Regions from separate parts of the Homo sapiens genome. Here region 2 is linked to region 1. Evidence: chromatin loops called from intact Hi-C (ENCODE). Cell type or tissue: dorsolateral prefrontal cortex. All regions are shown on one strand. Links, peaks and the distances in the headings refer to the core of each region. The heading gives the core; the rest is flanking DNA.

The links. Peaks named below come from ENCODE experiments on the same cell type or tissue, not always from the same donor. Only the 100,000 strongest peaks of a DNase experiment are listed, where the experiment ranks them.
Region 2: a loop joins it to region 1, with 2.7 times the contacts of the local background. A loop is called at or near these places in 2 of 110 quality-filtered maps.

Annotation. Positions count from the first base shown.
Region 1 is chr20:61,363,617-61,379,484 of GRCh38, reverse strand. All of the region lies in intron 2 of CDH4 (cadherin 4), which reads right to left. Among named protein-coding and RNA genes, the nearest start is that of CDH4, 120 kb to the right of the region's middle. In dorsolateral prefrontal cortex, for the core only: no CTCF peak of the experiment used is centred there; a DNase peak (open chromatin) is centred at 8,454; H3K4me3 peaks cover 723 bases; H3K27ac peaks cover 1,341 bases.
Region 2 is chr20:61,263,805-61,279,672 of GRCh38, reverse strand. The region is part of intron 2 of CDH4 (cadherin 4); the gene reads right to left. Among named protein-coding and RNA genes, the nearest start is that of CDH4, 19 kb to the right of the region's middle. RefSeq lists enhancers at 10,954-11,484, 11,485-12,015. In dorsolateral prefrontal cortex, for the core only: no CTCF peak of the experiment used is centred there; DNase peaks (open chromatin) are centred at 7,750 and 8,222; H3K4me3 peaks cover 1,488 bases; H3K27ac peaks cover 1,390 bases.

The DNA of each region.
Region 1 (15,868 bases), core at 3,456-11,455:
TACACAGATTCGGATGTTGGATTAACTTCAATAACTGTGAAAGTCACGGCTCTAACTATTCCATCCTGCTTGGTATTTACAGCGAGAAGTACAGGATGACTCTACGTGGTTGTCTGTCAATTAAGGGGACTCCATGCCACTGCTGCCCTGTTAGTGACCGTGAGAGCAGAGCATTCCCAAGACCTCACTGAGACCCAGCACCCCACAGCCAAGGCACTCACTCCAAAACCACGTGCATCCTCTGTATCTCATCCTCAGACCCTTCCGAGGAGCAGATCTTGGAATGGATTATGTTTTCACACCCTGGTGTTAGTCTGTTAAGAGGAATTACACTTACCACTTGTCAGGCAGGCCACGTGCCCAGTTTCATTCATACAATCTCATTTAATTTTCCCAACCCCCTACCCGGCATTCTCACGCTCCCTTTTGCATAGGTGGAAAACAGAAACCTTGGGCTCAGAATGATTGCAAACTTGCTTAAAGTCAAACAGCGAGGAAGGGAGGGTCTCTCTGACTTACAGCTGAGCCCTCAGTAAAAAATGGATGCTTAACATCTGTGGACTGGACTAATGTCAATGTCTTGGTTGTGATGACATCATCCTACAGTTAATTGAAGGCTACCTTTGGGACATCAAGTGAAGGGACCTTTCTGGGCTATCTTTGCAATTTCCCTGTGAATCTAGAAATACTTCCAAAAAAAGTTCTAAAAATTATGCTAAAGCATCCTTCTACATGGAATGAGTTGTCTGATGGCCAAAATACATCCTTGTCAATCCCTAGAACCTATGATGTCATTTTACTTGGAGAAATGGTATTTACAGGCAGATGTGATTAGTAATTTTGAGATAAAGACATCATTCTGGATTATCTGATTGGGCCCTAAACCCAATGACAGGTGTTCCTATGAAAGACACAAAGTGAGGGACACACAGATGAGAGGAGAAGGCCGCGGGAAGACAGAGACAGAGACTAGAGTGATGTGGTCACAAGCCAAGGAAAGCCGGAGCCAGCAGGAGCTGGAGAAACCCAGGGAGGGAGCAAGCATGGTCCTGCCCACACCTTGATTTTAGATTTCAGATTTCCAGAACTGTGAGACAACACATTTCTGTTGTTCTAAGCCACCCACCTTGTGCTAATTGGTGACCACAGCAGCCCCAGGAACCTCACACACTATAATTTCAAAGTTTTAAAGGGAAGAAAACTATATCCCAATAAATTTTTTTTTCTTTTAACAGAGAGTTTTGCTTTCTCCCTCTGGCTGCCGTGCAGTGGCAATGATCATGGCTCACTGCAGACTCAACCTCGTGGGCTCAAGCAGCCCTCCCACCTCAGCCTGCTGAGTAGCTGGGACTACAGGCGTGCACCACCATGCCCAGCTTATATTTGTATTTTTTAGAGAGATGGGGGTCTTGCCATGTTGTCTAGGCTGGTCTTGAAGTCCTGGGCTCAAGCGATCGCCCACCTCGGCCTCTCAAAGTGTTGGAATTACAGGTGTGAGCCACCACACCCAGCCTCCCAGTGAAATCTTTAGAACCATTTTTCCTAAGTCATTTATCCAGATCACGTGAGTCAACATCACGGCACATGAAGGGATGTGTGAGCTAATTCCCCGCTAATTGGCAGGGCTGCATTGATCTCCCTTCTGCTACAGAGGACAGGCCTCCAGCCTTCTAAGGACAAGGCACAGGCCAGTGGACCGACCTAAGGAGTCCAGATGGGGAACAGATGGAATGTACCCTTTACACAGCACTGAAGAATTGCTTGGAGCCAGTGGTTATGGCACATTAACAGCCTAAGACTTCTGGTTTTGAAAGGGATGTTCTTTCTGGGGATCTGGTTCACGTTCTTCAGATAAAGTTAAAGACACTACAGTTGTTTGAAAGCTAAAGCGACTCGTTGACTACAGAAAAGCACCATGCAATGGTTTTGTTTCATTTAACAAGGACATTTGAAGGTCACCGTAACCACAGCCTCCTCTTTATACAAGTGCACATGGGGATGTCTTGGTGCTGGAGGGTTTTACACTCAGGAAAGGCACCAGGGAGGTGGAGAGAGGATGAAGGAAATGGGGCAACCAGGAGGCGGGGCCGGCAGAGCCCTGGACCACACAACTCAACCGTCCGATGGGCACTTAGACATGGAATGGGGACCCTTTGGATTCGTCAGGGCCCAGGAGTCCCGGGCTGTGTCACCTAAATGATGCTGTGACAAAGTGCAACACGGCCACTGCCCCTCACCAGAGCCCCCCATGCCTCTATTCCACTTCTGCAAACTTCAAGGCTCCTCCGTTTTAGATTGAGCCGCCAACTCTTCAATAATTGCCGAGCCCTGCTTGCAGAATATGTCACTTGGCTGTCCCTTCCAAATCCCCAGTTACCTTGGCAACGCAGACTTGAAGGACAGCAGCCGCCCTCACGTGTTGGTGGTGGGTGCACGTTCATATTTTGATCATCCTACAGCTTTCCAGCTTGCCTAACTAGCGCTCACTGGTTGGGATGAAAGAGTTGGCCCCAAAGAATTGCAAAGCAGGCTTTTGACTCAGGAACTGTGCCCATCAGTGTCAGAACCACCTAGGAAGGCTGTCAGATCAGGGCATTTGCCACAGGGAAGTGCTAGAGAGGAGAGGTGGTGTAGGTAGTGCCTCCCGGTGCCAATGATCTTGGCCACCGGCCATTCACCTGTGTCTCTGAACTTTGTCCCTCACCTGTAGCATGGGAATGTGAGCACCCACCTTCCAGGGCTTGCCTGGGGGTCTGTGCTGAGACAGATGGGAAAAACGGGAGCAGCCACACAGAAGGATCCACAGGAGGGAACCACTCCAACCATATGCCATGGGGGAGAATGCTCAGTAAGATGCATCATGGCCCCAGACTAGCCTTTCCCCATGGGTGACCTGAACTCCGCCTGGAGTAAGAGCCCTTCCAGCATCAGAATGTCCCAAGCCCACGCCTCCACCTCAGCCTCCTCACCATGTCCCTCTCAGTCCCTGCTGCAGGTTCCCCTGCCCCACTTCTGTGCCATTTCCATTTCTCTAACTTGAGGAAACTGTCTTGCTGTCTCCCTTCCCAGGCCTGGCCAGAGCCTGGCTTTCTCCAAGAAGATGGCTCCGGCTCCTCTTGCCCTCCTTCCCCTGGGATCTTTCCCAACAACACTCACATCCCACACAGCAGAATTCCAGGCACTTTTGTGGCCGGTCTCAGGGGTCCTATGCTCCTTTCAAAGCACATCACCACCACTACTACCACTATCAATGCAAAAATGCCACCACTGGCATTGGCACCACCACCACACCCACACAATCACCAACATCAGCAACACCATCACCATCTTGAGCACATTTGCCACCAGTACCACCTTCATCACCACCACCACTCCACCATCACCACCAGCACCAAGACCATCACACTACCATCAACAAACCACACCATCACCACCAAGACCATCACACTACCATCCACAAACCACAGTATCACCACCACCAAGACCATCACACTACCATCAACAAACCATACCATCACCACCAGTGCTATGACCACCACCAGCACCACCATCATCACCAGCACCAAGACCATCACACTACCATCAACAAACCACACCATCACCACCACCAGCACCAAGAGCATCACACTACCATCAACAAACCACACCATCACCACCACCAAGACCATCACACTACCATCAACAAACCATAGCATCACCACCAGTGCTATGACCACCACCAGCACCACCATCATCACCACCACCAAGACCATCACACTACCATCAACAAACTACACCATCACCACCACCAAGACCATCACACTACCATCAACAAACCACACCATCACCACCACCAAGATCATCACACTACCATCAACAAACCATACCATCACCACCAGTGCTATGACCACCACCAGTGCTATGACCACCACCAGCGCCACCATCATCACCACCACCAAGACCATCACACTACCATCAACAAACCACACCATCATCACCACCACCAAGACAATCACACTGCCATCAATAAACCACACCATCACTACCAGTGCTATGACTACCACCACCAAGACCACCACCAGCACCATCACCAACACCTCCACCATGATCACCATGATCACCACAATCCAACCATCACAATCAGCATGGCCACCACATTCATCACCACCTCCCCACTGTCACCACCATCACCTCCATCAGCACTGCTACCATCACCCAACATTACCAAGCACTTAGTAGGTACCATGAACTTTTCTAAGCATCACTCCTATGTTGACAAAAAGAGTCAAACTCTGTAAAATATCTGAAGAGATTTCTGAGCCAAATATGAGTGACCCTGGCCTGTGACACAGCCCTCAGGAGATCATGAGAACATGTGCCCAAACATGTGGTTGGGGTGCAGCTTGGTTTTATAGGTTTTAGGGAGACATGAGGCTACAATCAAATACCTTGAAGAAAGACATTAGTTTGGTCCAGAAATGTGGCATGACTTGAAGGATTCAAGTGCTTCCGGGTTATAGGTAGATTTAAACATTTTCTAACTGGCAATTGGTTGGAAGAGTTATCAATAGAAAGGAATGTCTGGGTTGCAATAGGAGGTCGTGGAGACCGAAGCTGTATAATGCAGATGCAGCCTCCAGGCGGCACGCTTCCCAAGAAATAGGTCGCAACTGTTTCTTATCAGACTTGAGGACTGTGTTGATGTTAATGCCAGAGAGGTATCATGAGGCATGTCGGACCCCCACTTCCCATCATGGCCTGAACTGATCTTTCAGGTTAAATTCTAGAGAGCCCTGGAGGCATGTCCGAACTCCACTCAAGGCCCAAACCGATCTTTCAGGTTAAATTCTAGAGAGCCCTGGCCTAGGAGAGAGTCCGTTCAGATGGTTGGGGGGTGCTTAGAACTTTATTTTTGGTTTACACCTGTGACAACTGTGTGAGATCGGTACTACCGTCATCCCATCTCACAGCTGAGGAAACTGTTGTCCAGGTACCTTAAATAACTTGCCCGAGGCCACAGGGAAAGTGAGTGGAGCACCAGGACCCGAGATCGGGCAGTCTGCAAGCAGAGTTGCCCCTCCCAGACCCTCTCAGGACTCCCAGGTAACTCCCAGGGGATGCCACGACATGTCACGCTGCCAAGATGGGGTGCCCTAGTCACCCTCAAACTGCACCTTTCCTCCAGTCATCACCTTCTCTGCGAAGCCTTCCCTGAGTCCTGTGCATGGGGACGGCCCCTGGTCCAGCTTCACGCATCTCCTCCACGTCACGCTGCACAGAACTCAACTTTTCCACATGCTTCTCCCCTTTCAGACAGCGAGCTCCTCAGGGAGCTAGTGCCAACCTATAGGTGCTACTGCCAACCTACAAGCCCCAAGCTCAGTGCCAGCTCTGTGACAGTGCTTGATAGATGTTTAAAAACTTGGGGTCCATGCTCTGTCACCATCACGCAGGAGCCCCGCGGGCTCTGTATCGCTAAACCCTCCACACCCGCCGTGCGCACTGCCAGCCACACCCCACCTCTAGAGAACACCACTGCCCCACGAGTTCCACACCTGCCCCATCCCCATCACTTTCTGAAGAGAACAGGTGTATCCATATGTTTAATGTGACTGAGTCCTCAGAGTTTATACAGTCACCCACATATGTCTACTTCTTCAAGCTGCTGTGCATTTTAGAAATCACACTTAGCATTTATGTTGCCCTCGATGTGTTCAAATCACTTTCCAACCCATTCAACAGCCAACCCGCATGGCACCCAGAGGGGAAGGCACATTATTGTGATTCCTCAGTGGACAAAACAGCCCCAAATATCCCACACAATCAGCCCAAGGTCACCTGGCAATTCAGGTGTAAGTCTGGTCATCGGAACGCATATTCCCCAGGTTCTAATCCCGTTTTGCTGGGAGGGTGGATGCAGCAAGGAATTGCTACAGCTTTGTCTGCTGCTTTTTCTCCATTAAGTCCAAATGGTCCTGCGAGCCCCAGGACGACATTCATTATGAGAAATGTAATGGGAGAACATCCAGCACATTATCTTCAAAGAACAAAGAATATCATTGCTGTTTTTAGAACAATAAAAGGGTCTTTGAATCAGCTTCCAACAATGCAGAACAAGTGGCTAAAGGGCATAGCCCATTTCATTCAACGGGTGCAAGCCCTCCTGCTCGGGATCCCTGGCTCTCCCCTGAGCTGGGGCCTATGCTGGGCCCCAATGCCCTCAGCCCTCACCGAGAGGAGCTGCCTAGTGCTGACGGCCCAGGGCACAGGACACAGGGTGTTGTTCCAGGCTACGGGGCCGGCAGGACACACACCTGGGTGTTGAGACGGGGGCGGGAGTGTCGGCCACACAGAGGACGTGCCCAGTTAAGGGACAGCTGCTGCCCTAAGCCAGCCATGGGGCATTGCAGCAATGTGGGCTCTGGAAGCCAAATCCTCCAACTGTCTAGAAAATTAGCCAGGAATCAGGATTTTTATGAAAAGTACTTTTTATAAAAGCGTTAACATCTAAATGAAAAAAAAATCTGAAGTATCGTGTGAAATGCATGCAAGGACGCGGAGGGCACGGGGCTGGGGTTGCGTGTCCACGCCTGCTGCTGAGGCCTCCGCCCTTTGAATCTCATTCCCGGAAACCTCCAGGATGCTTTTTAGCCTTCCCTGTAGGTGTGGAAAGAAATAGTCTAGCTTGGTAAGTGTGTCCTGCTACTAGGAGTCGGCCATCCCTCCTATGTGGGCAGAAACCTGGGAGGCTTTGCTCCTCATCTGTGGCAAAACTGAGACCCGGCTGGCACGTGGGTGGGGGTTGGGGGAGGGTTGGCTCCAGGTCTGGATCTCAGGGGACGTCAGGGTAACCGAGAACTGGAGCCATGCCAGGGGGACCAAGATCTTTGCAGCCACCCAAGTCCACCACAGCTTTGGGGTGACCCAGGAGCAATCCAGAGGTCCGGCAGGGCTCCAGCTTTTCCTGGATGTCACCCTTTACTGAAATATGAATCTGTGCTGCTTAGTCTGTGTCAGGCCCCTGAGGTGGGTCTGCAAATAGAGCCATGGGGACCTGCAGGCAGAAGAGTCCACAGTACAGCTGCTCAGCAGGGCGGTGCTGCACGGAGAAGGAGGCGAAGCGTGTGCGGGTAGACACGTGAGCACGCTGTTTCCTTCTGATGTAAACACTGGGCAGGAGGGCTGGGTGCCTGGTCCCATTGCGGCTGCCTCTGTGCCTGCATGGGACAGACCCATGGGCCAGGTCACCTCTGTGTGACTTCCCCACAGGAGCCAAGCCACAGACAACGGCTGGGCCATCAGGAAGACATGGAGTTTGGCTTTCAGGGGTAGATGGGGCATCCACACAGGTCACACGCTTCACTTAGGGGCCAAAACACCCGGCAGAGAACGGCTTCTCTCTATCCCAGGAGGGAGAGACCTGGGTGACAAATGTGGAGCAAAAGTATGGAATCCAAACACAGAAGCAAATTCAGAGCCCTGTAAGCCTGGAATGTGCACGTGTTTACAAACACAAGCGGCCTGCCCGTGACCTCATTAAACATTACTCTGGGTCATCTCCACAAGACTGGGCTTGGTACAAGGAGCCCAAATGACAGTCACAAACACTTGGCCAGGGGCGAGGGACGGATGGTGAGGGTGGGGGTTTACATCACCGCAGGAAAAGATTTCAGATTCAAAATCTGCCTTCAAGATGTGCACCAGCACACTCTTGCCCGTTCTGGACTCGAGCCTTCGCCTTCCATGCGGCCCAGCCCAGGGCTGCTCTGTGCGTGATGAGGTCTCCACGGGAGCCCCATGGCCTCTGTCCTCCAGATGCCGGGACCCAGCCACGAAGCTGGTAACACACACAGGCCTTGGTAGGGGCTCGGGGCCCGCAGCAGAGGCCTGCCCGGTGGTCTTGGGGAAGGGATTGTTCAAATGCAGAATGAGCTGAAAGGCTGAGAAGCCACAGGAAGAAAAACGAGCTGTCTGGGGAATAACCAGACAGTCCACCTATACGACGGCTGGTTGAAGGCTTTTCCCGATGGCACTGAGAGCTGGCAGGGTGAAAACACGTCCGCAGCGTCTGACACTTCTTACCTGCGGGGACAAGTCGTGTGTATTGAGGTATTCAATGTCCACTGGACACCAAGGGCTGCCCCAGGAAGGGTCCCCTTCATCCAACCCCGGCCTCAGAGCCCGAAGGGGGTCTGCCTGGGGGACGCTGCAAGAGGGCAAATGGCCCTGATGGCCTCCATCCTGCAGGTGCCCACCTCTCCCCACTTCCCACCCTTCTGGCCCCATCACCGCCAGCACTGCACAGTCCAGGGCCAAACCAGTCCCTGCCACTCTAGAGCCTTCTGCAGGGCTCCGAGCTCCCGGCTGCAATCAGATTACACGCTCCAGTGCCCAGCCTGCTCGCTCCAAACAGAACGAATCCATTCATTAACACCAAGGCCAATTAAAAAGTAGGCATGCTCCCAAATAAAAAATCCCCCAGGCTGCGCGCTCCCGCCCCGTTCCCAGGAAGCCTCTCCAAGCGACCCCTGCCCAGAGCGCTGAGGCTCCTCGGGAGGACAAACGGCGCGGGGGAAAGGGAGGGAGAAAGGACAAAGAGCCGGCACCATTCCGCTCCTCACAATGACAGAAGGCTCGTTCATCAGTGAGCTGGAGCCTGCACAACTTTAATTTCGCATTAAGTCCCAACTCAGCTCTCACCATCCCAAGTTTTATATAGTCATTTGTGTACTCTCATTAAAAAGCTTAATATCCAAGTGACAGGGGAGAAAAATTGCCTCCTCATTACAGTCTCTGTAAAAACAATATTGTAAAAATTTACCATTGAGTTATTTACAAAGCAAAAGATGTAATCAGTATTTAAATGCTCACTGGAATGATATGTCTTCCCTTAATGCAGGCATGTCAAAAGCCCTTCCTGGCAGTGCTGGCTTGAATCCTTTTCCAGTTTAATCCTTAGAAGCAACTGATACTCCCTGTCTATAGAGGAGGAAACCCCTGGACTTGGTGGGAATAATGACCACCACTCACTCAGCGGCACTGGGGAGAGGGAGGAGGCCACAGACTGAGGGAGGAGGCCGTGGTCGGGGTTGCAAAGCCCCCTGCATGCCCAGGGACCACCTGGCTCCTCTCCCGTGCATCACCTGTACCACTCTCCTCTGCATGGATCCCAGAGCCGGGAGCTCCTTGAAGGCATGCAGAGGTCCAGCCCAGCACTCTACCTTCACAGGCAACAGCCACCCCCAGGGCCAGCCAGGAGCTCAGTGTGAAAGAACAGGGCCCTCCTTGACCTGGCTCCTCCCTACGCACAACTTCCCAGGGCCACCCACCCTCGGGGAAGGCCTCCATCAGCTGCCACCTGGCTAAAAGCAGGGCCTCCCTTCCCCCAACCCCAGTCAGTTCTCTGACCAGCAGTAGACACAGGATGCAGCCCTGGCAGGCCAGGCTGGGGCCCTGCATGGCTCAGAAACCTTCCCACCAGGTCCTGGAACACCAGAATAAAACCCCGCTCCTATCCCGGGGTCTACAAGGCCCTATGGGCCATGCTGCCTACCTCTGCTGTCCCCAGGATGCCAGCCTTTGTGTCCCCAGGACTCTGGAAAGTCCTCCCCACTGGGGGCGCTTCACTCTGTTCCCTCTGATCTTTGTGTGGCCAGGCACCTTCTCCTCTTTCGTGACTCAAATGGCGCCTCTGCAGGGGTCTTCTGTGATCCCCTGTCTGAAGTGCCCCCGAGCCCTGTCCCTTTCCATTTGACATTGCTTTTTTTTTTTTGGTTGGTTTTAACTTTTATTTTAATAGAATTTTAGATTTACAGAAAGTTGCATGAAGAGGACAAATAATTCCTGTAATTCCTTCATGTAGATTTTGAGAACCCCACTGGGTTCATCTCTAATACATCCTTCCATGTGCCTCTTCTAAAAACATGGGCATCTTCTTACGTATGCACAGTACACATAGCAAGATGCAATGCCATCTTCTAATCTACAGACCCAACCCAGATTCTGCTTATTGCCCCAACGATGTCATTCTTTTTTTTTTTTTTTTTTTTTTTTTTGAGACAGAGTCTCACTCTGTCACCCAGGCTGGAGGGCAATGTTATGGTCTTGGCTCACTGCAACCTCCACCACCCGGGTTCAAGCAATTCTCCCACCTCAGCCTCCTGAGTAGCTGGGACTACAGGTGCATGCCACCACACCTGGCTAATTTTTGTATTTTTAGTAGAGAGGGGGTTTCACTATGTTGGCCAGGCTGGTCCCGAACTCCTGAACTCATGATCTGCCCGCCTCAGCCTCCCAAAGTGCTGGGATTACAGGCGTGCACCACTGCGCCCAGCCTAACAATGTCTTTTAACAAAAGACTATCCTGGGCCAGGGGTTCAACTGCTGTTTTGACAGGAGTTTTCTTTAATCTGGATTTAATCGGTCTATACATTTCATGAAAATGGCATTTTTGACGATAGTAGGCTACGAACTACAGAATGTTGCTCACTTTGGGTTTCTCTGATGTTTTCTCATGATTAGATTCGGGATTTTCAGGGATATATCACAAAAATGATGCTGCGTCCTTCTCAGTGGATTGTGTCAACAATCAGTGATACTGATTTGTTCAATTACCAGTGATATTAATTTTGATTACTTCGTTAAGGGGTGTTTTAGTACCTTTGGGTTGCTACAACAAAATACCATCCTAGCCGGCTGCAGTGGCTCACGCCTGTAATCCCAGCACTTTGGGAGGCCAAGGCAGGCAGATCACTTGAGGCCAGGAGTTCAAGACCAGCCTGGGCAACATGGTGAAACACCATCTCTACTAAAAATACAAAAATTAGCCTGGCATGGTGGCACATGCCTGTAATCCCAGCTACTTGGGAGGCTAAGGCAGGAGAATCACTTGAACCCAGGAGGTGGAGGTTGCAGTGAGCCTGGGTGACACAGTAAGACTCTGTCTCAAAAAAAAAAAAATTACCATTCCTTGGGTGACTTATAAACAACAGCAATTTATTGTTCATTGCTTTGGAGGCTGGGAAGTCCAAGATCAAGGTGCCTGCAGATTCAGTGTCTGGTGCAGGCTTCTTCCTGGTTCACAGACGGTGCCTTTCTGCTGTGTCCTCACCTGGCGGATGGGGTGCAGGTTCTCTCTGGAACCTCTTTTCTAAGTGCACCGATCCCATTCCTGAGGCTCCACTCTCATGGATCACTTCCCAAATGTCCCACCTTGGGGGTAAGGATTTCAACACAGGAACATAAAACACTCAGAGCACAGCAAGGAGGTACGTGCCATTTCTCCAGTGGGAAGTTACTATTTATTTTTTCCCGTTGTAATCATTAAGAGTCTGGAGAGGCCGGGCGCAGCGGCTCACGCCTGTAATCCCAGCACTTTGGGAGGCCGAGGCGGGCGGATCATGAGGTCAGGACTTTGAGACCAGCCTGACCAACATGGTGAAACCCCATCTCTACTAAAAATACAAAAGTTAGCCTGGTGTGGTGGTGGGCACCTGTAATCCCAGCTACTCAGGAGGCTGAGGAAGGAGAATTGCTTGAACCCAGGAGGCAGAGGTTGCAGTGAGCCAAGAGCATGCCACTGCACTCCAGCCTGGGCGACAGAGCAAGATTCCATCTCAAAAAAAAAAAAAAAAAAAAAGATCCTGGAGAAAGGCATTTCCAGGCAATGTACAATATACATCCTGTACTTGTCCTCAAACTTCCACTCAGTAGTTTCAGCATCTACGGAGGCTTCTGACCTGAATCAATTATTGTTATGATGCTTGTCAAATGGTGATTTTCTCATTCCATGATTCCCTTCTCATTGATTAGCTGACATTTTGCCGCAAGAAAGTGCTGTTCCTCCTTTCTCCTCTATTTACTTCAGTGTGGACTCGGGGCTCCTGTTTATTCTGGAGGTTATGATCTATAACTGTCATTGTTTCTGATGCTCAAGGTTGGGTCAGTGGAAGCCCCTTCAAGCTGCTCAAGGTTGGGTCAGTGGGAGCCCCTTCAAGCTGCTCAAGGTTGGGTCAGTGGGAGCCCCTTCAAGCTGGCTTCTGTGGTTTTCTTTTATCACATTCCCACCACTATTTGAGCACTTTCTTACTTTCTCCATTGTTTTTTTTTAATTGGCTTCACTTATAATTAGCAGGAGCTCTGCTGTTTACTCATTCGTCCACTTATTTACTGACTGTCTCTTGTGTCAGCCTTGTTTACAGCTGTGCTTCAGCTCCAGAATGTGTTTAGCACAGAGCGAGCATTTAACTGAAGACACTCTCAGGTGTGTTAGGAAATGTGATCTCAGGGAGCCCCCGGAGGCACTCTGGAGCCCTGTCCCACCCTGGCCTGGGGGAAGTGACGGCTCTGGTGGCTGCTTTGGCACACGCCCTCCTCCCTGAGGACCTGCACATTTGCTCAGTCAGGGCTTGGGTGGACTGGATCTGCCCGAGTGAGTAGTCCCGGCATGGCTCTCTGTCAGCAATGGGGTGGGTGGGGTCGATGGGCCCCGCTGTCTCGTTGCCTGCAATGTGTTCTGTGTGGTGTCTGGAGGGTCCGCAAAGGGCCCAAGCTCCAGTTGTCCAGGGCTATGACCCCGTTAATATGCTGTTTTTATGGTTTTCTTCCTTTACCGTTTTTCTTCCTGTTGGGAACAAGCCCCCCAAAATCTGGCCATAAACTGGCCCCCAAACTGGCCATAAACAAAATCTCTGCAGCACTGAGACATGTTCATGACAGCCATAACGCCCATGCTGGAAGGTTGTGGGTTTACCAGAATGAGGGCAAGGAACACCTGGCCCACCCAGGGCGGAAAACCACTTGAAGGCATTCTTAAGCCACAAACAATTGCATGAGCGATCTGTGCCTTAAGGACATGCTCCTGCTGCAGTTAACTAGCCCAATATTCCTTTAATTCGGCCAATCCCTTCGTTTCCCATAAGGGGTACTTTTAGTTAATTTAGTACCTATAGAAACAATGCTAATGACTGGCTTGCTGTTAATAAATACGTGGGTAAATCTCTGTTCGGGGCTGTCAGCTCTGAAGGCTGTGAGACCCCTGATTTCCCACTTCACACCTCTATATTTCTGTGTGTGTGTCTTTAATTCCTCTAGCACCGCTGGGTTAGGGTCTCCCCGACCGAGCTGGTCTTGGCACCTCCCCAGCCTCCCGCCTTATGTTTCTTGGGTTCATCTCCCAAATAGTCACAGGGTCTACCTTGACCAGACTCTAAGCCAAGACAGAAATCTCGTCTTAGAATGACCTCCCAGGACTGCAGAGAACTGCTAGGAATGAATTCAAAGTGAGACTCAGGAACATCTCTTTAGGGTTGAGTCTTCAGCCCTGGAGGACTGCAAAGACTCCAGCCTTTCTCCAGCAGAACTGTGCTTCAGTGGAGACAACCTCTTCCCACAGGACACTTACCCTCCTTCTGACTGCGGCTGGCCGGCCACCACTGGGGAAGCCATGAGCTGCCTGAAAACCATTATCACATCCCCAAAACTTGGGCTCTGGTGCTGCATGCCTGTCTAATTCCGCATTTGGGTAATTTACTATCATTAAATTATCTCCCAGCTCATACATGCATCCTCTTTAGAAAGGGCATTCTCAACACTCCCAGCCTGTGTGGAATCCAATCTTGCTCACCTGTGTGGAGTTTGCCTTGGATCTCAGGAGCAAGGTGGGGACACTATCTGCAAATCCTATTGATTGTTGATCTGAGCGTTCTCAAAGGCCATGCCCCAGTGAGCTTGGTTACTGTCTCTCCAAAGGGAATGCAGGCACGCCCCATTGCAGCCCCACTAATGTTCTGAGCCTCTCTCTGCTGTGCTGGACTCTGCTGCGTCAATGAGTAGCTCATCTCTCACCAATGCACCAGGCCCTGGCAGGTTCAGACCCAGCTTCCCTCGCCAGCTGCATCCTGGCTCACAGTCATTCTCGACCCCCACACTGAGCCCACCCTCAGGAGTCAGCTCCACACCCTCATTACCCCCCAGCTCCAACCAGAAGCCTTTCTGGGTCCTCTGGAGATAGTGAGTGCCGCCTCCTGTCCCCTTTGCTCCTCATACCCCAGCACTCATCACCCGTCTGACCCTTGTTGACTATGAGCCACTCAGGTTTCCACCCCGTCCCTCCCGTGATGGACCAGCCACGCCCATGTTCTTGAATGCTCCTAACAGACATCTGCAAACACAAAGAGAAGCCAAGCCCCACGAAGAAGACATCTTTGTACTTACTTAGGTTTCTCATTAGGAGCAAAATGTTGACTCTTGGTAGAATTTGATTATTCACCAAAAAAGACAGCTAGGAACCAAAACAACATGGAAACCATTTCTGCCCCCATGATGACCTACCTTGGACTCTTGCTATGATCTTACCAAGCACACAGTAGAGTTGGGCACTGAGGTGCATTATAGACTCCAAATCTACAGGTAAATGGCTAGAGGACAAAAGTTTGTTTCAAAGGAGATCCATTCCATATCTTGGAATCCATCATGGGCCAAGTTTGGTACATGTGGTCTAGGGCAGTGGTTCTTAAACCTCAACAGGCATTGGGATCCCCTGGGGGCTCCTTAAAACAAAGCTGCTGCTCCCCACCCGAGTTCCTGCTGTCCCCACTCTGCAAGAGGGCCTGAGGGTCTGCATTTCCAACAGGTGCTGTCACCACTGCTCGTCGGGGGCCGCACTGTGAAAGCCACAAGGGATCTTGCAACTCTTCTAAATTCTCATCGTCTTCTGCTGAGGCAGCCTCATCATCGCTTGGGTTTGAAACCAGATCTATTTCACTACTTTTAATGTTCATCCACTAGAAGCAAGACAGAGGTCAGAATCTCCACCCTGGGGTTTAAAAAAGCACAACTTTGTGCATGTTTATGCACATGTTTATGGACAGCATGTGCACCAGGATGTCTGTAGAAGTCTGAGAGCCAAGGAGAGGGTGAGCTGTGACCTGGCTAGGTGGACCTCAAGGTCCCACTTGGAACCCCCCTCCTGATGCGGAACAGAGACAAGCCCAGGCTGAGCCCTGTGGAGGCAGCTGATCTCCATCTGCAGAAGCAGCTACAGAGGAGCCCTCCAGGTAGCAAGTCCAAGGCCATGGGGAGCCCTGAGCTCATGCAGTGCTGTGAACATTCATGGGCCTGATCTCGGGGTGTGAGGAGCCCCCAGGGATAGCCCTGCGGTGTTGCCTAGACCAGGGCAAGTTGATCTAAGAGTCCTCCCAATGGCTCCACCCCCACGGCTTGTGTCTCTACCAGCTTCCATGTGGGTTCCCTGGGAGACGTCACTTCCCAAGGTGCCTGGCCACTGGATCAGAAAACCCTCCTAAATCCTCAGCTCCTACTGGATGAGCCTGAGCTGGGGTAGAGAGAGCACAGCTGGAATCGGGGATCTGCTGGACAAGGTGCCAGGCCTTTTCCTGTCCTTGCTTCAGATGGCATATTGGTCTATGGGTTAATGCATGGTGAGTGTCTAAACGACACATGGAAATGCTGGCCACAAGCAATTTAGAAGTTCAGATGCTCCTCAACTTATGAGGGGACTGTGTCCTAACAATCCCATCATACACTGAAAATATCCCAAGCTGAAAATGCCTTTAATACACCTCTCTCACCAAATATCATAGTACGGGTTCTACTGTTACCACTTTCACATCATCATGAAGTTGAAAATTTAAGTTGAATCATTCTAAGTCAGGCACCATCTGTAACGATTTCTATATCTACTTCTTCCAATTCACTTGCCTAGAGAAACACTGACCTGGTAGCTTTCACTCCCTGATTTGACCTTTCTTGACTACCTCTGAGCTCTGGCCACGTTGATTCTCTCCTCGAAGGGGCAACTTTCTCACCTTCTGGCCTGTGTGAATGCACTGTGGCCCCCGTCAGGAACACTAACTCCTCCTTGACACCT
Region 2 (15,868 bases), core at 3,740-11,739, 100 kb after region 1:
CAATGTCCTCTGCGCTTTCGTGGAGACCCCCAGTCCTGGCTTCACTGCTCCCTGCTGTCGAGGCCCATCCCTGGGGACACTGAGGGTGACCTGCTCTAGACAGAGGATGCAGGAGCCTTCCCCCACTCAGGAAGCCAGCGCCCATGGGTGACTGTGGGAAATGGAAGGCCCCGCCCCCACCCCTAGGAGCTGAGCCTCTTGCTGGAGAAAGAGGGTAACACAAACCCCAGGGCCAGTTCCCTAAAGCAGAGGTCCAGAGACGCAGGGGCTGCCAGGCCCCTCTGGGAAAAGGCCGAGGTTTCCTTGCTGCCTGGGAGGAGGCTCGGTAGGTGCTAACCAAAGAAAGGGAAGGAGGGCCAATGAGTTCTAGCCAAGTGGGTGGGAGGGAGTCCAGGAAGCCCCACTGGGGCAGGGTTATGGCCAGGTAGACAGCATGAGTGCCTCGCCGTGTCCCTCTGGAGCCTGGCTCTGCCCACCACGTAGAATGTTCCCAGATGCTCATTTAATAACATGCTTAATAAAAGGCTGTGACGGAGACTTTAATGGGGCAGCTCTCAGGAACGTCAGTCATGCCTACTTGGCTTCTCATCCCTCAAAATAGAGGCCTGTGGGGAGGATCTTAGAATAAGAGAGAAGGGAGCCACAAAGCCCCTCCACTCTCAGCACGCTGGTCCCAGCTCCCCTGGCAGATGCATCCACTTTCAGCTGCTCATAATGAACCCTGCTATGGCAAAGCCTCCAGAAGTCAATCATGAATCTCCCCAGTAAGAATACTTGCCATTGCCACCTATGAAGAGAAGTCCCTCAAATCAACTCCTCCCAGGTAAGTGGCACGGCCAGCCCAGGCAGGCCTGACTGCTGTGAGGCTGCTCTTCCTCTATCCACTGGGCTCCCACAGACTGGGGAGGGGGAGCCAGCAAAGTCTCAGCTCCTTGTTCTCGAGGGGAGAAAAGATCCTGCATGGACCACTCCCCTTCTCTCCCAAAGTCCCTGCCAAATGGCCTCTATTTCCCTTGCATTTTGAACATTCTCAGAACAATTATTGTAGACACTTCAGGGAGACTCTAAAGGGAAGCTGAGCCACTTCCCAAGGGCTGAGCACCAGGCGTAAGAGGGCCTCTGCCTCTCAGAGCAGAAGGGGCAGCTGCACCATGCAGCCAGATGGGCCACAGCCTGAGGTCGCCACGGACCGTGATAAAGGTGCATGTCCTCAGTCTGCAAACACATCATTTTAACATCTAGAGTCAGAACTTCCATGCCTGGCCACAACACCAGCACATCCATTCCTTATCTGAGGAGGCCTCAGGCTCATCAAAGCAGTGAAAGGAGATGAATCAATAAAAGGTTATCAGCCAAGCAGTTTGATTCCTGCACATTTAAGCACACAGGCACTTGCAGATCTTAGTTCCTGCAGGTCAATATAATTTTTACAGAGGTGCCCAATTCTCAGCAGTGAAATGATACAGGCAATGGAGTTACTCAGGGAAGGATGGCTGGCAGGAGAAGCAATGAGTCCATACTTTAAAAAATGAAGCAGGAGTCACAGGTGGGGCTCCTTGGCCCCCTGACCCCAAGACAGACAATTGCCTGGCTCACAGATGCCCGGAGCAGGCAAACTGCCACTGAGTGAAAGTTTATCAAATGGCAACAGACGTGCTTTTCACCTGGGCCATAACGCAGGCTCTGAATCTGAGATCAACGCCAGGGGCTGAGATGTGAGGGCCCATTAGGCCCGATCGGCACCCACCCTGCAGTTCCAAGTCGGAACCAGAGCTGGAAAAGCCGGCCCTCCCCTGCTCCATCAGAACGCTCATGAGCTACACCGCACAGAAAGCACAGGAAAGCGGAGGCCGTCCAGTGCTGAAACTCCCGACACAGTAATTGTCATTGTTATCCAATTATGCTCTGGATACCTGATGCCAACATGGCCCACAGAGGGGCAATTTCATTAGACTAAGACTCACTTGTCTTACTTTACTTTGATAACGGCTTAATAAATAAACCGAGCAAGCCCGAATACACAGGTGCAAAATAAAACATACTTTGGCTTTTTCATTTTATGCCCATCTTTTTCCAATTATAATCCTTTCATATTTCCTTGCTTGTCAGTTCCAGCCTTCCACCACTGCCACCCCCTCCACGAGGTGGGAGAAGGCTCCTCTCCTTTTCATTATGAAGATTCCCTCCTGGGAAGAAGGCTTCATGTGAGTGCACTGAGGTAGTTTTCTCTCTCCCCATTTCCATCATACACACCCCTCACACTTCTCTCGCTGCTATCTAACACATGCATACACACGCACACACAAAGTCACAACAAGGCCACAATTTAGGAAGACGCAGAAGAGAGTACAAAAACATTATATCATTATACACTTTAATAAAACTGAGACAAAAGAGGTGGAAATAATTCATCTTACTTAGCTCAGGTAGAGGGGAAGGGAGAGGACGCAAAAGAGGGCTCAGTGGAGGAGTAACTCTTAAATTCAGAAGCCCTGGAAGATTCCCACAGGGGAAATGGCAAGCCAGTCAGAGGTGGCAGCCAAAACAAAGGAACACATGAGGGAAGGGCTAGCAAGTTCTAGCAAGCTCAGCAGGCAGACCAGTGCTGGTGCCTAGAAGGGGGTGGGCGTGTGACAGGGAAAAAGGGACAGAGGCCTGGGGACCACTGCATGGAGGGCCTGGAATGGTGCACTTGGACTTTAATCTGCATAGAGCAGAGCCTTCAAAGCTTTTAGAGAACCTGAGAGTCTCTAGGATCCCCTGCTGAATGGGACAAAGATGACTACAACTACTTTGATATCCAGGAACCCACAGGTGTCTAGGAAGTAAAACCCCAATAACAGCAATGAACAATGTGATCCATTCATGAAAAGTGCAGCATCTTGCTGGCTCCTGTGCCTCCCTCTGCCCAACAGCCCCTGACCCCGTGGAGTTCTTAGAGCCACAGTGATGGAATCTCCACTGCCCAGGACCACCATTCTTGGCCTCCATGGATGTCCATCCCATCAAAACAGCTGACTTGGCCACAAGAGAAGCAGCAAAGCCAGTGAGAGAGTCACAGAACATCATCCCAAGAATGGCATAGGGATGCCAGGCACGGCCCTGTCATTCTCCTGGTGGGGACAGAAAGACAGCAGCGACATAGCATGGGATTTAGCCACTGCTCAAGTGCGGCCTCCTAATCCTCTCTTCTCACAACCCCAGGTAAACACCAAGATTAGCACCTTGATCAAAAAACACCCACCATAGAGCAAGCTACTTACATTGAGTCTAACCAAGTGCATCTAATCTCAAAGCTGGAGATCACTGAAAAGCAAAGGCATAAGCCCAACATTGCTATAAAACCCCTGGAAATATGTTGAGTTTGAAAGTGCAAATGTGCACTTCCGGTCTTAAGTTCTAGCTTAAGAGTTCAAACAGAAATGAGACTTCAATTTATACTCAGGAAAATAAAAATAGATTAATAAAATCCAAGTCAAGCTGCTAGAAGAGGTTTTTCTGTGCCAAAAGACAGGCACTGTGAGTTTTTCTAAACAGGTTATCACTTAAACATTGTAAAGCACTAGACTTATTTTTTAAATAGCAAAACTACAATTATCTCTGCACGTCCCGTATCACCGCTCTGCAGTGCTCCTGCATAACGAACCCGCTGTCAGTGATACTGATGGGATGAGAGTGTCGCTGATGTGCCAGGCGGCCAGCCTTATCAAAATCCAGCCACACTAATCCTTTTCCTTACATCAAAAATCAAATCACTTCCTAGAGAGAAGCTACAGTCTCACCAAGAGCAGTTCCACTGGGAGAAGGCAAGTTGAGATTAACAGTGCAATATGTTAGCAAATCAGTAGATAAGTGTTTGCTTCCACCCCCAGTGATACTCAGAATCCAGGATCCTTCAGAAAAGCACAGTCAGGTGTCCCGAACTGCACACAGTACTCCAAACTGCACATGATACGCCCCCAAACTGCGCACGGTACTCCCCCAAACTGCACACGGTACTCCCCCCAAACTGCGCATGGTACTCTCCCAAACTGCGCATGGTACTCCCCCAAACTGCGCATGGTACTCTCCCAAACTGCGCATGGTACTCCCCCAAACTGCGCAGGGTACTCCCCCAAACTGCGCAGGGTACTCCCCCAAACTGTGCATGGTACTCCCCCAAACTGCACACAGTACTCCAAACTGCACATGATACTCCCCCAAACTGTGCACGGTACTCCCCCAAACTGCACACGGTACTCCCCCAATACTCCCCCAAACTGTGCATGGTACTCCCCAAACTGCACACAGTACTCCCCCAAACTGCTTCACGGTACTCCCCCCAAACTGCGCACGGTACTCTCCCAAACTGCGCACGGTGCTCCCCCAAACTGCGCACGGTGCTCCCCCCAACTGCGCATGGTGCTCCCCCAAACTGCACACGGTATTCCCCCAAACTGCACACGGTACTCCCCCAAATTGCATACAGTACTCCCCCAAACTGCACATGGTACTTCCCCAAACTATGCATGGTACTCCAATACTCCCCCAAACTGCACACAGTACTCCCCAAAACTGCACACAGTACTCCCCCAGTACTCCCCCAAACTACACATGGTACTCCCCCAAACTGCACACGGTACTCCCCCAAACTGTGCATGGTGCTCTCCCTAACTGCGCATGGTGCTTCCCCAAACTGCACATAGTACTCCCCCAAACTGCATATGGTACTACCCCAAACTGCACATGGTACTCCTCCAAACTGTGCACAGTACTCCCCCAAACTGCACACAGTACTGCCCCAAACTGCACACAGTACTCTCCCAAACAACCGCATGCAGTAATCCCCCAAACTGCCCATGGTACTTCCCCAAACTGCACATGGTACTCCCCCAAACTGCACACAGTACTCCCCCAAACTGCACACAGTACTGCCCCAAACTGCACACAGTACTCCCCCAAACAACAGCACACAGTACTCCCCCAAACTGCCCATGGTACTTCCCCAAACTGCACTCGGTATTCCCCCAAACCGCACACGGTACTCCTGCAAACTGCACACCGTACTCCTCCAAACTGCACACGGTACTCCCCCAAGCTGCACACAGTACTCCCCCAAGCTGTGCACGGTACTCCCCCAAGTTGCACATGGTATTCCCCCAAACTGCACATGGTACTTCCCCAATACTCCCCCAAACTGCACACGGTACTCCCCTAAACTGCACATGGTCTTCCCCCAAACTGCACAAAGTACTCCCCCAAACTGCACATGGTACTCCCCCAAACTGCACACAGTACTCCCCCCAAACTGCACACGGTACTCCCCCAAACAACTGCATGCAGTAATCCCCCAAACTGCCCATGGTACTCCCCCAAACTGCACATAGTACTCCCCCAAACTGCATATGGTACTCCCCCAAACTGCACATGGTACTCCCCCAAACTGTACATGGTACTCTCCCAAACTGTGCATGGTGCTCCCCCAAACTGCACATGGTACTCCCCAAATTGCACACAGTACTCCCCCAAACTGCACATGGTACTTCCCCAAACTACGCATGGTACTCCAATACTCCCCCAAACTGCACACAGTACTCCCCAAAACTGCACACAGTACTCCCCCAGTACTTCCCCAAACTACACATGGTACTCCCCCAAACTGCACACGGTACTCCCCCAAACTGTGCATGGTGCTCTCCCAAACTGTGCATGGTACCCCCCAAAACTGCACATGGTACTCCCCCAAACTGCACACAATACTCCTCCAAACTGTACATGGTACTCCCCTAAAGGGTGCTTGGTACTCCCCCAAACTGCACACAATACTCCTCCAAACTGCACATGGTACTCCCCCAAACTGCACATAGTACTCCCCCAAACTGCATATGGTACTACCACAAACTGCACATGGTACTCCTCCAAACTGTGCACAGTACTCCCCCAAACTGCCCATGGTACTTCCCCAAAATGCCCATGGTACTTACCCAAACTGCACATGGTACTCCCCCAAACTGCACACAGTACTGCCCCAAACTGCACACAGTACTCCCCCAAAAAACTGCACGCAGTAATCCCCCAAACTGCCCATGGTACTTCCCCAAACTGCACTCGGTATTCCCCCAAACTGCACACGGTACTCCTCCAAACTGCACACGGTACTCCCCTAAACTGCACATGGTCCTCCCCCAAACTGCACGTGGTACTCCCCCAATACTCCCCCAAACTGCACATGGTCCTCCCCCAAACTGCACATGGTCCTCCCCCAAACTGCACATGGTACTCCCCCAATACTCCCCCAAACTGCACACGGTACTCCCCTAAACTGCACACGGTACTCCCCCAAACTGCACAAGGTACTCTCCCAAACTGCACATGGTATTCCCCCAAACTGCACATGGTACTTCCCCAATACTCCCCCAAACTGCACACGGTACTCCCCTAAACTGCACACTGTACTCCCCCAAACTGCACAAGGTACTCTCCCAAACTGCGCATGGTGCTCCCCCAAACTGCACATGGTACTCCCCCAATACTCCCCCAAACTGCACACGGTACTCCCCAAAACTGCACATGGTCCTCCCCCAAACTGCACGTGGTACTCCCCCAATACTCCCCCAAACTGCACATGGTCCTCCCCCAAACTGCACGTGGTCCTCCCCCAAACTGCACATGGTACTCCCCCAATACTCCCCCAAACTGCACACGGTACTCCCCAAAACTGCACATGGTACTCCCCCAATACTCCCCCAAACTGCACACGGTACTCCCCCAAACTGCACACGGTACTCCCCCAAACTGCACACGGTACTCTCCCAAACTGCGCATGGTACTCTCCCAAACTGCGTATGGTGCTCCCCCAAACTGCACATAGTACTCCCCCAAAATGTGCATGGTACTCCCCAAAACTGCACACAGTACTCCCCCAAACTACGCATGGTACTCCCCCAAACTGCACAGAGTACTCCCCCAAACAACTGCACACAGTAATCCTCCAAACTGCCCAGGGTACTTCCCCAAACTGTGCATAGTACTCCCTCAAACTGCCCATGGTATCCCCTAAACTGGGCATTTATCACCTCTGAGGGTGACCAGGAACTTCTGCAACAAACAATGCATTCATTGATGGTGCCATTTTCCAGCAACAAAAGTTTTGACCCATATGGCATTTAAGCAAGAAGGAAATAATATTATTTCAAAACTGATAAGGGAGAAATGCAATAAGACAATTCCTAGATAACTGCACGGAAGGGATGTCTTCCTGACAAAACAAGCACCTTTCAAAATGAGGAAATAATGTAATTTTCTGCCTGGCAGAGAGGAGCAGATAGACAGGGGGCGACTGCAGCCTCCCTATCTCAGAAGTAGCCCCTCCATTCCACTGGGGCTGGAGGAAGTGATTAATTAGTGCCTCCTTGAAGCCACAACCTTAGAAAGCCACTGGGGGACTTTTTATGTGCAAGTCGGAGATTGATATCCTTCCAGAATCCTCCTTTTAGAATCCAACAATGGGGCATGTCTCTGACAATCCTGAGTGCCAGCAGGCTGCAGCCTCGGGGCTGCCAAGAGGAGGAGGAGGAGGCCTGGCATGAAAAAACTCTTCTTGGGGCTTCTTTTGTAAAAGGAGGAAAAGCCATTAATGACACAATTTTAAGTGAAAGAAGGAAGCCACCAAGTACAAGAGCAGCGCCTTGCCTCCCGGTCCCCCGCTCTCTCTGGCCGTCCTCCATGCACACGGCTCCCTGCCCACCCTGCCCCCAATCAGCGAGCTGCCTTGTTTAAACATAGCACGTGCAAACCCATGTGGGTCAGCCCGGAGTCCCAGCCTATCCCCGAAAACAGAATCTTGGCACGTTGAGGGGAGAGCTCAGCGACACCTCGTTTTCATCTTTCCATTGCAAAAAGGCAAAACCAGGACCATGGCGTTGTGACAGAACCATCTCGTGAGGGGCACCTTCTCTCACTTGCCCAGGGTAAGGCACAACCTCCAGGTTGGTGGGGTGGAAAAATCAAATTCTGATGTTCAGTTCACGTGGCTTCACGCACCGCTGTAAGAAGAGGCCGGGGGAGAGCGTGGGAGATGTTTGGGATGTGAGCACAGACCTGAGAACCCCCAGGCCGGGGCCTCACGTTGTAGGATGCAAAGCCACGGCCTGTGGCTCCGTGCCAGCCCACAGGGCAATTTAATCCTCTGCTCACAAAGAAATGACAAAGACAGCCCGCTGTCCTCTCTGCTGTGCTGACTCAGCAGGGCTGGATGCTGAGGGCTGTCTTCTATCACTTAGGAAGAAGGAGCGCCATTGTCAATGGGCTGGATTTAATACAGCAGAGGATGCCAGCCCCAAAGGGCACTGGGAAATTAACTCACGATCAGCAATTATTTCGGAAGCCAGGCTCTCCACATTTGCTCTCGTCGCAGAACCTTTGCGCTGTCCCCTCAAACTTGCATCCCAAGTAAAGCAGATGAGATGGGGCCATGGGGGTAGAGATGCCGATAGGAAGAAGTCCTTATTCTCCCAGCCCCCCAGTCCATCCCTTTAAAACCCTGGAGAGTTCCAAAATCTTGACGTGCTGAAATTCCAACCCAAAAAGTGAAGACAGACCCATTCTAATGTCAGGGATTCTACCAAAAGCCTGTCACTGCCATCATATTTAGAAATGAGATTTTTAGAGAATATTGTGCTTATAGTATTTAACATTGCCCCGTAGGGTCCAAGTGTGTCAGGGCGGCTAGATCGACCGCAATAAAGATGTGCCTCAGAAAGTTTCCCAGACTATGAATCCAGAGGATGGTAAACGTTTAACCCAAAAACACCCCAGAGGAAGACAGGAAGACATCCTCACCACTCCAGAGCTGCCTCGACCTCCCCGCAAAGGTGCCATCACTCAACCATGACAAAAAAACACTTGAAGCTCACACTACCCCCACCCCACTACCATTTACGAAGGATACGAGACTTCAAAATGGATTTCAAAGGCCCCTGTAATTTTGGCAGCATGACATTTTATGTCTTATAAGCTATTTTTATTAGCCAGGATTGAAGAAAATTGACGTTTACCAGCCATTAACCTTTCAAGCACATAACTCTATTTTTTTTGCTCCACATGGAAGAGTATCTTACACGTCTGTGCGGGTCAGTCCTTAAGTGTCCAGCACCTTTAAGGAAAAAGTCATTGTGAATCCTCTCTCTTCTCAAGAAAACATAAGTTCTATAATTTTACGGACTCTTGATCACAATTTTATAGCCTTCGGCCCAGCACTGGTATTCCATTTTTATCTTAAAATATAAGAACTAGATAAAACAAGTTATATAATCCCTTCTTTGTATCTGAGGGAAGATGGAAAAGAATAAGATAACCTGAGAAGAAGCTGCAGGCTGCAGAAGGCCTATCCTCAGAACAACTTACTTCTAAACCCCATCAGTTCATCGCTGCCCAAGCATTAAATAGGATACGGCGTAATCCAATCATACCAACACCTGATTAATAAATAACGATAGCCGGTAACTTACGTTCACTGCCGCCTCTCTCCCCCATCAGCCTAACAGAGCTTTAAATAAGCCATTCTCCATAATTTATTTATTCAATTTTTAAAGCCTGCCTTTTGCCAAAAGATCTTGGGCCACACATAAGAAATGTAAAGACCATTAGGGGAGAAAGTATCTAAACAAAACCATAAAACCCATCAAATCAAGCCACCTTCTGATGGAAAAATGACTGCCGCAAAGGTCGGCCGGCCCTCTCCACATCTGGGGGCCAGATTCTGGAGGAGATTGGTCAGGGGAGCTTAAGGTCATCGTCAACAGCCGGGGCCATGTGGAAATGAGTACCACTGGCTCTGGAGGTCCGGTCATGCGTCGGGAACATGGAGTTGCTATCTGACAGTCTCCCCGCCGGGAGCCTCTGGAGCCTGGGGTTGGGAGAGCAACTCACCTTTCCCAAATATCAGCAGCCAGGCAGGTCACTTCACAGGGACCAGAAGAGGAGGAGGAGAGCAGGAGGGCAGCTCTGGCAGGACTGGGGTCTGCTTGGCGGAGCAGGGCCTGATGTGTTTACATTAATAAATAAGTATAATTAATTAAATAAATAATTATAACTAATAAATAATTAATAAATAAGAGCAAGCCAGCAAGCCTTGGTGTTTCCAGAGCCTGGTGCCTCCATACACAGGGACACGGATCACCCTGCTGGGTCTTCCAGGCCCTCATGAGATGGACCTGGCATCTCCCTCCTATGGAGGTAGGAAAGGTCACACAGGCCACAAAATGGTCCAGTGTCACAGAGCTGATGGCTAAGGATTAGAAATGTGGACTCTCCAGGCAACGGGGTATACCAGGTCTCCATGGGGGGCTGGTTCCAAGGTGATACAGAGGATGGGGTGGAGGGTTGGGCTCTGAAGGCTGCCCCCCATCAATCCTGGCTCCTCCAGGGCCACTAAGGTAGTGGCAGTGCCAAACTGTCCTATGTCAGCACCCCAACTCTGTGAAAGGAGGGTTAGTAACATGCCTCCTGCCTAGGGTGGTCATGCAGATGAACCCAGCTGGTACGGTGCAGCACCCGGCATGGGGAGGGCTCCATCAGTGGACCAGAACAACAGACAGTGGTGCTGTTAACCCCTCAAGTGGGGCCGAGCCCCAGGACCACCACAGGGCTTTCCATGGGGTTCTGATGCTCACCCAAGGTGTCTGCGCAACACTCCTCATCACATTTGCAGGATGCAGGAGTCAAACACCAGCGGCTGTCCCCACCCACAAATCGTCCAGAGCCTTGGTAATATCCCATTGTCTTAATCCATTGGTGTTGCTATAAAGGAACACCTGAGGCTGAGTAAGTGACACAGAAAAGAGGTTTATTTGGCGCATGGTTCTGCAGGCTGTACAGGAAGTATGGCACTGGCATCTGCTTCTGGGGAGGCCTCAGGAAGCTTCCACTCATGGCAGAAGGCAAAGGGCAGCCCATGTGTTGAGATCACATGGCAAGAATGGAAGCAAGAGCAATGAGAGGGAGGTGCCAGGCTCTTTCTATAAGGATGAGCTCTCCCAGGAACTAACAGAGTGGGAACTCACTCATTACCACAAGGGCAGCACCAAACCACTCATGAACACTCACCAGGCCCACCTCCAACAGCTGGGATCACATTTCAACAAGAGATTTGGAAGGGACAAATACTCAAACCATAGCACCCCCTGAAGAAAACAAGAAGACAGGAGAAAAGGTATCTTCCTCTTTCAAGTTCTCGCTGATGCAAGCCAACCCGGCATCAGGAAAAAGCAATTCAGCCCACTGACCTGTTGGCCTGGGCCTCCCCGTGTGCAGGTCCCACTCGGCTCCCACTGCCTGGCTTTGCCTCCTGGTTCTGGCTGAGATGCTCCGAGACATGAGCAGGACAAGGTCAAGCGCAGCCAGAGGTGCCTTCTCCTCTCCTCGGCCTGGAGCCCCTCCTCGGGATCCATGCTGGAGAGGTGGGTGGACCCGAGATGCTCTGGCATCCAGCTACATGCCACCCCCTGGGCCAGCCAGGCCCGCTCCCATTCCAGGCACTGGCTCTCCAGCTGCCCAACACAGAAAGAGAGATGGGAGGGCAGGCTGTGTGTCCCACAGCCACACATGTCGGAAGAAGACCCTTAGGGGTACAAAGAGCATTCCCCTGTCAAGTACAGGCCCAGACCCACGTCTGCAATCAGCCCGCTGCAACACAGGCTGCAAGAGGGACACGGATCTGCCCTGAAGCCAGACTCAGCAGCCGCTTTCCTGAGCTGTGTGCGAACCCTCAGCCAGGCTGCAGACACACAGCTGCTGGAAACACAGGACAGGAGACTCCTGCAGCCAGAAATAAAATATTTTTGCATTTCCACAGTAAAGCGGTTTTGGGCAGAGAAGAGGCATGTTCTAAAAACGCCAGAGAGTGCCCAGCTCCTCTCTGCATCCCTCCACATCTCATCAGCAGAGGGAGTGTGCCTCTCCTCTCTGTCTCTGTTGAACGATCCATTCCCCAACGCAGACCTTTAGATTAACAAAATATTTACAGTATATCTATGTGATATTATCTGAGCTATAATCCTTGTTAAGATTCCATTTGATAGAGGAAGATAATGGGTGGAGAACAAATGTTCCATATACATTTTAATTCCAATGAAATTGTTCCATGTCATGCTTTACAATATAAAATACCCCATTACTACACTAAAGTGCCTCATTTGCCTTTCTGGTGGGATGGAAACACCCAGCACTGTTTCAAGCCGCCCACCTGAGCTGCACTTTGAGATGCTGGTTACATTCGGCAGACACCTTCCCAGGTAACACGGTTTCTCTCAAGGGATGCAGCCCCTGGGGAATCGGAGGCTAAACATCCTCTAAGCCTGAAGCCCTGATGCTTTCGCAAAGATCGGATTCCCTGGGAGATGGAGAGAAACAGCAGAGTCCCAGGTCACAGTCCCAGGATTCCCAGTTCAGTGGGTGGATTCGTTCCCTGTGACTGCTGTAATAAATGACCATAAACTTGGTGGCTTCAGATAACAGAAAGGTATTCTTCTGCAGTTCTGGAAGCCAGAAGTCTGAAATCCCAGTGTCAACAGGGCTGCTCTCTCTCTCTGCAGATTCTAGGGGAGTGTCCTTCCTTGACCTTCCCACCTTCCAGGAACTCTAGGCATTCCTGGACTTGTGGTTGCATTGCTCCAATCTCTGCCTGTGACTTCACGGGGCCTCCCCCTCCAAGTCTGTGTCTTCTCTGTCTCTTGTCAAGACAGTTGTCCTTGGATTTACGGCCCACCCAGGTAATCCAGGATGATCTCATCTAGAGATTCTGAAACTGATTACATCTGCAAAGACCCTTTCTCCAAATAATGTTACATTTGGAGGCTCTGCGTGGATGGATCCTTTGTGGGCCACTGTCGGCACCCTCCAGTAGGTCTGGGATAGGACCCACGGGGCTGGCGAGTTTAGCAAGCACCCCCCAGGCAGGGAGTTCCTGGACCACAGTTGGACATCTTACCCCTCTGCTTTGCACAGGGAAACTGAGGTCCAGAGAAGGAAGGGCCCTCACCCAATTCATCCCTCTCCAGACTCCCCACCAGCATCTCTCTGCACCCTATCGGGGGCTGCAGCCTGCGTTTCTCCTTGGACCTTCCTGGAAGCGGAAGTCGGGGACTTCATACCTAGCAAACTCATGCACCAACCTTCCTTCTTGCTTTTCTAGGCACATCAATATAGATGGCATCTCAACTCACATTTGGGTGGCCAGAACAAACGCAAAGCAAAAAATGTCAACATTTCTCCAATACAGACACAGAAACCCAAGGGCACACTCCTGAAAAGAGGCCTGGAAAGCAAGCCTTTCTCCTCTGCCTTCTCCAGAGACAAAGAGAGCTAGGTCCTCCCCTGGGGAGAGACAGAGTGTCCAATACCCACACTCTGGGGCTGGAAATTCATTAAATCATACTCCATATGGAAAATGCACCCATTCCAGGAGAAAGCACACCTCTCAACACCTGCGGCTGTACCAGGGCCATCTTTCCTGGGCTGGGAAGCACCCAAACTCTCAAGGATCAGCTTCCTGTTAGCAAGGTGCGGGCGGCACTCTGGGGCCCTGTGGATATTTATCTGTCATGGAAGGCTTACCTTAATCCTCCCTAAATCCCCACATACTCTCAGCAGGAAAGCACAGTGAATCCAAACGAGGAAGAGTTAGAAGGGCCCAGATCGGAAGCTGCTATGGGCTTCCCAGGCAGTTCACCCTGTGGAGTTCCAAAGCAGCAAATCCCCACCTCAGGACCCACAAGGGACACTGCCCCTCTGAGTCCTAATTATAGCCACTGGATAAGGCAGGTGGCAGGAGCTCCTGGAGCCAGGCAGGACGGGCTGAGAACCAGTGGGCTGTGGCTAAGTGCTGGAGCATTCCTTCAGATAGACCTCCCTGACCCACAGCTCATGCCAGGTCACTCAATGGCTCCATGCCTCAGTTTCCTCAACAGTGAAGTGGAGATGCCACCCCGAACCACTGAGGTCTGTGTAAGATTGCGAGGTATGTGTAGGACTGAATGAAGGAACCATTGAGGTCCATGTAAGGCTGAAAGAAGGAACCACTAAGGTCCATGTAAGACTGAATGAAGGAGCCACTGAGGTCCGTGTAAGATTGAGTGAAGGAGCCACTGAGGTCCGTGTAAGATTGAATGAAGGAACCACTGAGATATGTGTAGGACTGAATGAAGGAGCCACTGAGGTCTGTGTAAGATTGAATGAAGGAACCACTGAAGTCCGTGTAGGACTGAATGAAGGAGCCAATGAGATATGTGTAAGATTGAATGAAGGAACCACTGAGATATGTGTAAGATTGAATGAAGGAGCCACTGAGATATGTGTAGGACTGAATGAAGGAGCCACTGGGGTATGTGTAAGATTGAATGAAGGAACCACTGAGGTACGTGTAGGACTGAATGAAGGAGCCACTGGGGTATGTGTAAGATTGAATGAAGGAGCCACTGAGATATGAGTAAGATTGAATGAAGGAGCCACTGAGGTATGTGTAAGATTGAATGAAGGAACCACTGAGTTATGTGTAGGACTGAATGAAGGAGCCACTGTATGTGTAAGATTGAATGAAGGAGCCACTGAGACATGTGTAAGATTGAATGAAGGAGCCACTGGGGTATGTGTAGGACTGAATGAAGGAGCCACTGGGGTATGTGTAGGACTGAATGAAGGAGCCACTGAGGTATGTGTAGGACTGAATGAAGGAGCCACTGGGGTATGTGTAGGACTGAATGAAGGAGCCACTGAGGTATGTGTAGGACTGAATGAAGGAGCCACTGGGGTATGTGTAGGACTGAATGAAGAAGCCACTGGGGTATGTGTAGGACTGAATGAAGGAGCCACTGGGGTATGTGTAGGACTGAATGAAGGAGCCACTGGGGTATGTCTAGGACTGAATGAAGGAGCCACTGGGGTATGTGTAGGACTGAATGAAGGAGCCACTGGGGTATGTGTAGGACTGAATGAAGGAGCCACTGAGATATGTGTAAGATTGAATGAAGGAGCCACTGAGGTATGTGTAAGATTGAATGAAGGAACCACTGAGATATGTGTAGGACTGAATGAAGGAGCCACTGTATGTGTAAGATTGAATGAAGGAACCACTGAGGTATGTATAAGATTGAATGAAGGAGCCACTGGGGTATGTGTAGGACCGAATGAAGGAGCCACTGAGGTATGTGTAGGACTGAATGAAGGAGCCACTGGGGTATGTGTAGGACTGAATGAAGGAGCCACTGGGGTATGTGTAGGACTGAATGAAGGAGCCACTGAGGTATGTGTAGGACTGAATGAAGGAGCCACTGAGATATGTGTAAGATTGAATGAAGGAGCCACTGAGATATGTGTAAGATTGAATGAAGGAACCACTGAGGTATGTGTAGGACTGAATGAAGGAACCACTGGGTTCTGCAGGGTTGAATGAAGGTCACCGCACAGTGTGGGACGCATAGCAAGTCCTTAGTGTGCGGAAGCCAGTGGGAAACTCCCACACACACCTGCTAGGATTGCTCTGTCGTCAGACACGCATGTGGTCAGCAGAATCACGACTCCCCAGAGATGTCCCCATCCTAATTCCGGAGGCTGTGAGCCTGGGATCTCACGTGGTAGTGGGGACTTGGCAGAGGTGACTGAATTAAGAGTCTTGCAACGGGAGATTATCCTGGGTTACTCAGGGAGGCCCAAGGTAATCACAGGGATTCTTACAAGTGGAAGAGAAGGATGTAGAGAGAGGTGGATGTGACCAGTGACCCTCAATGACCCTGGAGGACGGCACAGAGATGCTTCACGGCTGGCTCTGAAGACGGAGGAAGCGGCCAGGAGCCAAGGAGTGCAGGAGCCCTGAGGAGCTGGGAGGCACAAGGAG